Linked DNA regions of Homo sapiens: region 1 is linked to region 2. A link is a contact called in ENCODE Hi-C or POLR2A ChIA-PET data. All regions are on one chromosome and are shown on one strand. The core of a region is the stretch at or near the end of the contact, and the rest is flanking DNA. Distances in the headings are between cores, read along the strand shown. Region 1 overlaps STXBP4 (syntaxin binding protein 4). Region 2 has its middle 27 kb from the start of HLF.

What was found. A loop is a pair of places that touch in the nucleus more often than their neighbours do. ChIA-PET counts read pairs that join two places held with the same protein, here RNA polymerase II (POLR2A). Pooled maps may share reads with other maps.
Region 1: a loop to region 2 is called in a map of CD4-positive, alpha-beta memory T cell, with 7 times the contacts of the local background. The contact joins two enhancer-like sites. A Hi-C loop is called at or near these places in 2 of 168 maps with a recorded cell type or tissue (CD4-positive, alpha-beta memory T cell and posterior cingulate gyrus), 5 of 37 single-sample maps with no recorded cell type and 17 of 50 pooled maps. POLR2A ChIA-PET finds 5 or more read pairs at or near these places in 4 of 52 experiments (CD4-positive, alpha-beta T cell, CD4-positive, alpha-beta memory T cell, MCF 10A and 1 more).

What each region holds. Positions count from the first base shown.
Region 1 is chr17:55,088,486-55,091,918 of GRCh38, reverse strand. All of the region lies in intron 16 of STXBP4 (syntaxin binding protein 4), which reads right to left. LOC107985002 (a long non-coding RNA gene) reads right to left here. Exons shown (of 2, transcript XR_001752943.2): 1 at 1-3,433. Among named protein-coding and RNA genes, the nearest start is that of STXBP4, 120 kb to the right of the region's middle. RefSeq lists an enhancer at 1,676-1,775. Within about 2 kb of position 1,503, at least 3 of the 41 ENCODE cell types and tissues checked have a DNase peak (open chromatin) inside an H3K27ac peak, as active enhancers do.
Region 2 is chr17:55,236,661-55,240,237 of GRCh38, reverse strand. No RefSeq gene overlaps it. Among named protein-coding and RNA genes, the nearest start is that of HLF, 27 kb to the left of the region's middle. RefSeq lists a silencer at 1,566-2,035. Within about 2 kb of position 1,782, at least 27 of the 41 ENCODE cell types and tissues checked have a DNase peak (open chromatin) inside an H3K27ac peak, as active enhancers do.

The DNA.
Region 1 (3,433 bases), core at 254-2,753, 150 kb after region 2:
ATGGGACCCAAGACTACAACATACAATTCATTTGTTTCATAAGCACCTTTTACACAGCTTTTATAGAATATTTGTAACAATTCTGTGCGTGAACCAAATTTGTGATCATTGAACCATCAGAAAGTAAAGGTGTCACTATTCTGGTCACAATTCTGTGCGTGAACCAAACTTGTGATCATTGAACCATCAGAAAGTAAAGGTGTCACTATTCTGGTCACCCATGTGGACAATCTGTGGTTGTTTGGCATCACCATCATGCTTGCTCAGAAAAAAATATATCAAAGCTGAAGTGGGCTGGGAGGGTGTTTTGTTTTGTTTTGTTAGTTTTTTTTCTCTTGGGGACGCTGAATAAACTGTGTTATGCTCCTGTGTTTTGACTACCACCCATCACATGAGGTCAGGTGTGAAATTTTCCACTTCTGGGGCCATATCTGCACTCAAAAGTTTTGGATTTTGGGGCATTTCAAATTTGGGATTTCAGATTTGGGATGTTCAATCTGTATAAGAAATGCAGTAATAAAAATACATGTATATACTTATACACATCTTTTTTGCAAAAAAAATAGTAACAGGTGGGATTATTGAGTGAGAATATATGACCATTAAAAACATTTTAACTTTCAAAAAAACCTTCCAAATGGATATTTAAAAAGCTCTTGATATATACTGCAAAACGGATTCCCAAGGATGTCATGCCAATTTATATTCCCCACCTGTAGTGGATGAAATGTTTACTTTCAACTTTAATTAGTGGCAGGCCCAGATGGCTCATAAACTGGAGGGATTTTTTAAAATGCCTAATACATGAGCAATTTAAGAAAATAAAGTATATTCTCTACAGAAGGATTCCCGCTCCTTGCTTCCTTTGCTTAGGCATCATTTAGGGCCTCTTGGGTGTAGAAACCTTAGCTCCAATTGCTGATCTCAATTCTGTGAAATCTCTGAAGCTTAAAATCCTACTTATCATGATAGTTTCATATTGTTTCTGATGCAGGGTGATATTCCTTTCTTGTTTTTTATCTAAACACACACACACACACACACACACACACACACACACACAGACACACACACACACACACAATTTAAAATGTCATTTCTATGTGTAAGAGCAGAATGGGAAGGTTTTAGCATGAGATCCCTCTTCTATCTTGATCCTGAAGTCCACTATGAATCTTGAGAGCTGTATTTCCTGGCTTTATTTGTGGACCTTTTCACAATCATATATTTATATGTATATGTATGCATTTGTTTATAAGAGCTAGAATAGCCTGAATGAGATGTGTGTGTATATATACACATTATATATGTTATACATTTTTATTCATAAAAGCTTGAATTTAGAGAGCTCTCTACTCAGAACTGGTTTTTGACCTTTTAAAGAATGTGTAGACCCTTTGATTGCCCTAAAATTTGACCAAATTGTTGTTGGAATTACCCTCTCAAACCTCTGGGTGAAATGTACCTTTGCATTGTGAGTTTAAGGATGACTCAGCAGTCTGAGTGGGGTGAAAAGTGACTTAGAACAAGAGGTGGCTGCGCAGAGTGATGTGGCTTTTGGTGCTGAAGCTGTCGTGCCAACTCCTCTTACATTTAAAGCTTCCTGTATGCCCCAGTGTCTGTCAGATCTAAAGTGTGTCTCCACTTTCTAAAGGATCAAGCCCCAGTTGTCCTTCTGCTTGACAAATAATCTGTGTGAACCTGAGGATTTCAACAAATGCCACTGACTCACTAAGATAAAAAAGAGTGAAAAGAGATCGTCTGCCCCCTACCCCCAGCCTGTCTTTGACTTTATTCATTACTCCTTCAAATCAGAACATATTAAGAGTGTCCTCCTGCCAGGGTTCCTGCCAGTCAGTTATTCCCACAATCGTTACTGTTGTTTAGCAGTGGGAGTAACAGGTTGGCCCTTCCTGCTTTCCATCCATGTGGTCCTATCTCTCCTATATTAAAAAGATTTTAGGATTCACCTGTAACAGCTAGTGCTTTTGAAGATTTTTGCCCTATTTTGTATTCTAGTTATCATTTCCATGAGGCCTGAAGGAAGGTAGTTAAAGGCCTGTGCTTATGCTGTCAATTTAACAAGAAGTCAATATATTCTCTTTTTATTAAAGACCTCATATGGGTTACCTGGCCAGATTTTTTCTTATTATGCATTTCTAAAGATAGAACTGCCTCTTTATGCTTTTGTTACATAATCATTTTGTCAATCTATATGTCAGTTAAACAGAAATTGCAGTTCTGAACATGTAGTTCAAAACTATTTTATTTCAAATAGAAACTACACAAAGGCATTATAATGATATAGAACATGTAAATATAAGGAGATCAATAGAAGCATCTCCAGGGGTTCCAATACTGATTAAAAATGCCTATTCTGTTTTCAGACTGTTTTCACTGTGAATAATGACAGAACAGACAAAAGTTTCCTCACAGTTAGCAATAAACAACTGAAAGATAAGATGCTGATTAAGACATTTAGCCACAGTTTCCGGTGACAATTACATTCTAACACAACATCAATAATAACATTAAATGATACATATTATGAAAAGCTCTCATCTACCATATTTTCAAATGTATCCAAGTTGAAAGAAGCTTTAGACAATAATAATTTAATACCTACCACAGCGAGAAAGTAAAATTAAATTAATTACTTTAAATAACAATAATGTGGCACCAGCAGTAGTCATGGCAGTGGCAGCAGCAGCAACAACAACAACAACATCCATACAGGGAACATCTTACCCTACCAGAGGCTCTTTTGGGAATTTCATATGTACTACATTTAATCTTTCAATCCTGCCACTTTGATATTATGAGATCCACTTTTTATATGCAAAAACAGACCTAGAAATTAAGCAATTTGGCCAATGAAATTGGATGAACAATTGGGGTGCTCTGTGGAGCATCTCTAAGGAACATCAGAGATTCTGTGGAGCATTGTTTACATGTATTCAAACTGCTGCTTCCTTCCAGGCTGCCTCTATGATTTACACACTTCTCTACTGTTAGAGGTATTCTGGTGAGGCTGGGATGGCCATGTATGCAATGATGTGGAAAGCATTCATGTTCCTTATACATGGGAGAGTCCTAGGTCGGGGTTCATAAATACTCTGAAAATGGATCCAAAATGTGTATAATCTCACATTTCTGGGAAGAAGATTTTCATCAGATTTCAATGGAGTCCACAATCCAGGAAAGCTTTAGAATTGTCTTCTAGGCCTGGCACGGTGGCTCACGCCTGTAATCCCAGCACTTTGGGAGGCTGAGGCAGGTGGATTACCTGAGGTCAGGAGTTTGAGACCAGCCTGACCAACATGGTGAAAACCTGTCTCTACTAAAAATACAAAAATTAGCCAGGTGTGGTGGCAGGCACCTGTAATCCCAGCTACTCAGGAGGCTGAGGCAAGGAGAATTGCTTGAACCTGGG
Region 2 (3,577 bases), core at 533-3,032:
TGTTCTAATGTCACAGTATTGTTTTCTTCTTGCAGATACAGATGCCAACAGAAATTGAGTTAGGAAGCTTGCAGGCTTCCAGAAATTCATCAACACCTGATCAGCTTTTCTGCTGCAAGTTAAAGTGACCTCTGAAGAGGTCAAACCCTAGGTCCCTTTGATTCTGCTACTGTTCTGACATTTGCAGAGGGGTGTGAAAACCTCTTTGCTTGTTCTGGCTTGTGTGAGCTGCTTTATCTCTTACCCTAGACGTACAGTAAGAAAAGAGCAATCAGAGACAGGCATTTGGTGAGGCTTTAGTTTGTCCCACTTTCACTCCTGCCCCCACCTCCCACCTTGTCCATGTTAGGTGTTCCCTGTAAGAATGAAATGTACTGATCCGATATTTTCCCATTTTTAAACTTGAATTCAATTAGACTTTTGTCATGGGTCATATAAAGCAGAAATGCATGTGTATTATGATTTCTGGCATATTCTAATGAATCAAGTGTTAATGTCATAAGGCTTCATTGATTTGAAATAACGGGCAATTTACTGACTGAAGGCTAAATATTGGTACAAATGAGTACAACATATTTTTGAAAATAATTTGGCAATACTTTATCAAAAGTTACAAAATATTTGTGTCTTTTATATAGCAATCCCACTCCTAGGGGTTATTAAAAGTGGAGGGGGGAAGCCTCATGCACAACAATGTTCATTCAAGACTGTCTTAGAATAATATAAATGTAAACAATACATATTCTAACCATATGCATGACTAAGACAATTATAGTAAAAACTTCTTAGAGGAAAATATTATGTAACTATTAGTTATTCCCTTTGTTTGGAACACTTTCCACCCCCTCTGCCTTATTTCTCTGCCAGCTAACTCCCACTTAGTCTTCAAGACTCAGGGTACCCACCACTGTGCTTATATAACACCTGGGCACACCTCTATTAAAACATGTATAGCCCACTGCATTGTAACCCATGATTTTGCCTGTTAGTGCCCTCCACTGGATTGCAACTCACTGAGGCAGAGTCTGTCATTTGTGCAACAAGTTAAAAATCAGAAAGCAATGGGGCAATAAATAAAATTATTTCTGATATATAGAATTTAGCTTCAGCTAATTCAGACCTGCCTTCGTTCCCTGCTCCCAACCCCCTCCAGCCTCCAGCAGCAGCAGCAGCAGCAGCAGCAGCAGCAGCGCCCCTGAAGTCTCTTGTGGAAGGTGAGAAATCTACCGATAAGCTTTCTAGTAGGAGTGTCTTTGGGGAGGGAGTGAGTGGGAGATTAGAAATGGGGCCGGTGGAATATTCCTGCAAAACTCCAGGAACCATTAGCATTCCACTTCTTCTTACAAAGATTGTTTTCATGTCTGAGTTGCCCTATATAGTGCAGAAATTGAGAATGCAAACGTGCAAACGATCGGTGTGATCTACTGAAAGGCGATGCGCGTTCCCTTCTTGCAGGCAGAACTGCCTTAGGAAGCATGAAAGTGGACGCAGCCCGGTGCCAGGTGTCAGCGATTTGAGCTCGCTTCCGGGCCCCATTCATTTCCAGCCCGGCTCCCAGATACTTCCCGAGGCGCTCCCTTTTGCCCGCCCGACTTCTGAGCGGAGCGCTCGGGTGTGAGGAGAACCGGCAAATCCTCGCGGGCGCTGGGCGCTCGCGGAGCCGCCCGCGCCCAGCCCCGTCACGTTGGCTGCCGAGCGCATCCCGGCTGCGCCCCGGCGGGGAGGCGCCGAGGGTAGCTAAGGGGAGCAGGTCACGTGAGAGGAGGAGTCTGACCTACTTTCCAGGCGGTAGGCGCATGCGCACTTCCCATCTGCGCTCCGGCCGGGAGGCTCACGTGGAATCGCACGTGCCTGGTCCTGCAGCTAGGGGCTCCTGGCCCGGGGCGCGCAGGGGCGGGTCCGCGGTGGGACCCGCGGAGAGGGGCGCGGCGGGGCGGAGCGCTTGGAGACTCAGTCTGCGGGTCCCGCAATCATCATCCGTGACAACCACAGCCTCTGGAGAGCTGCTTAGGCTCCCTGCGGGGCTTCCCACGAATTCATCACATTCAACATTCGTGAATTCAGAAATTAAGACAAAGACTGCACCTCTGCCCTGTAAATCACTAGTTCCGCAACTCAGAATTTATCCTGCAAATGGGCTTCTGCTCCTGCGAAGTGAAGTCCCTGCAAGGATAATCATTACATCATTGTTGGACATCACAAACGGCCAGAAACAGTCAAAATGTCCAACGATAACACCGGTTAAATTCATAGAAACGTAAATTATGGTTGGGCCACACTTGAAGTTGTCTGCAGCTCTTAAAAACAAATAGACTCTGCTCTCTAGACACTGATATGGAAAGACCTTCAAGATACATTATGTGATTTGTAAAAAAAAATGATGCAGAACAGTGTCTGGGATGCTGACATTTGTGAGGAAAAAAATTATATATGTATATATGTTATGATCAGACTAGTTCTGGAAAAATATATTGGATGACTGGGGGTGGGGGTCAGGGAAGACGCGAGACTCCATACTTATGTAACTTTTAAATTTTGTACCATGGATGATTAATCTTTTTTTTTTTTTTTCCAAATAACATTTAAAAACAGTTATTTAGCACTTACCCTGTGCTGGGCACCAGCTTTTATGTAAATCATTTCCTCCTAGAAAGTTTGTCATGTACAGTATCTGCCGCATTTCCTGTTCTGTTCAGCTTGAATCTTAATGTCTTAAGCTTTCTGATACACAGTTGAGACGTTTTTTAAAATCCCGATATGAACAACCGAAGCCCTCCACATCTTTAAGATTCTTTTCAAGTTCTGTCTCTTGAGGGAAAGTATCTTAACCAAGAGGCTCTCAGCAACAAATACTTGCATAATAAAGCTGACACAGCAGTTTCACATATGTGATTAGCTTTTACTCTCCCGATTGTGAGTTTGTAGTGCAGATATTATTATCACTGTGGTTAGTACATATGTGCCGGTTATATTCGGTTGCAAGTTAACTAAAAGTCCAACTCTAAGTGGCTTGAACGGTAAAGCTCATTTAACTTCAGATTGGATGTTGGATTTCAGGGATACATCGATTTGCCTGCTAAACAATGCCATCAGGAACTTGTTTCTTTCTAATCTTCTGCCAAGGTTTCCATAGTGTCAGCTTCATCTAAAGCTTTGGGAGGCCGGGAGCGGTTGCTCACGCCTGTAATCCTAGCACTTAGGGAGCCTGAGGCGGGCAGACTGCCTGAGCTCAGGAGTTCGAGACCAGCCTGGGCAACATGGTGTAACTCCGTCTCTACTAAAAAATACAAAAATTAGCCAGGCGTGGTGGCTCACGCCTGCAGTCCCGGCTACTCAGGAGGCTGAGGCACGAAAATCACTTGAGCCTGGGAGGCGGAGGTTGCAGTGAGCTGAGATCCCAACTGCACTCCAGCCTTGGGGATAGTGTGAGAACCTGCCTCAAAAAGAAAAAAAAAAAAAAAAAAAAAGTAAAGCTTTGGGAAAGTCTCATTTAGTAAAAGTGCTTCTTCCCAGAAGCAGCAAGTAAACATCCTCCCTATACTCTTGGCCTCAAGTTGGGGCAAGTGCCCACACTTGA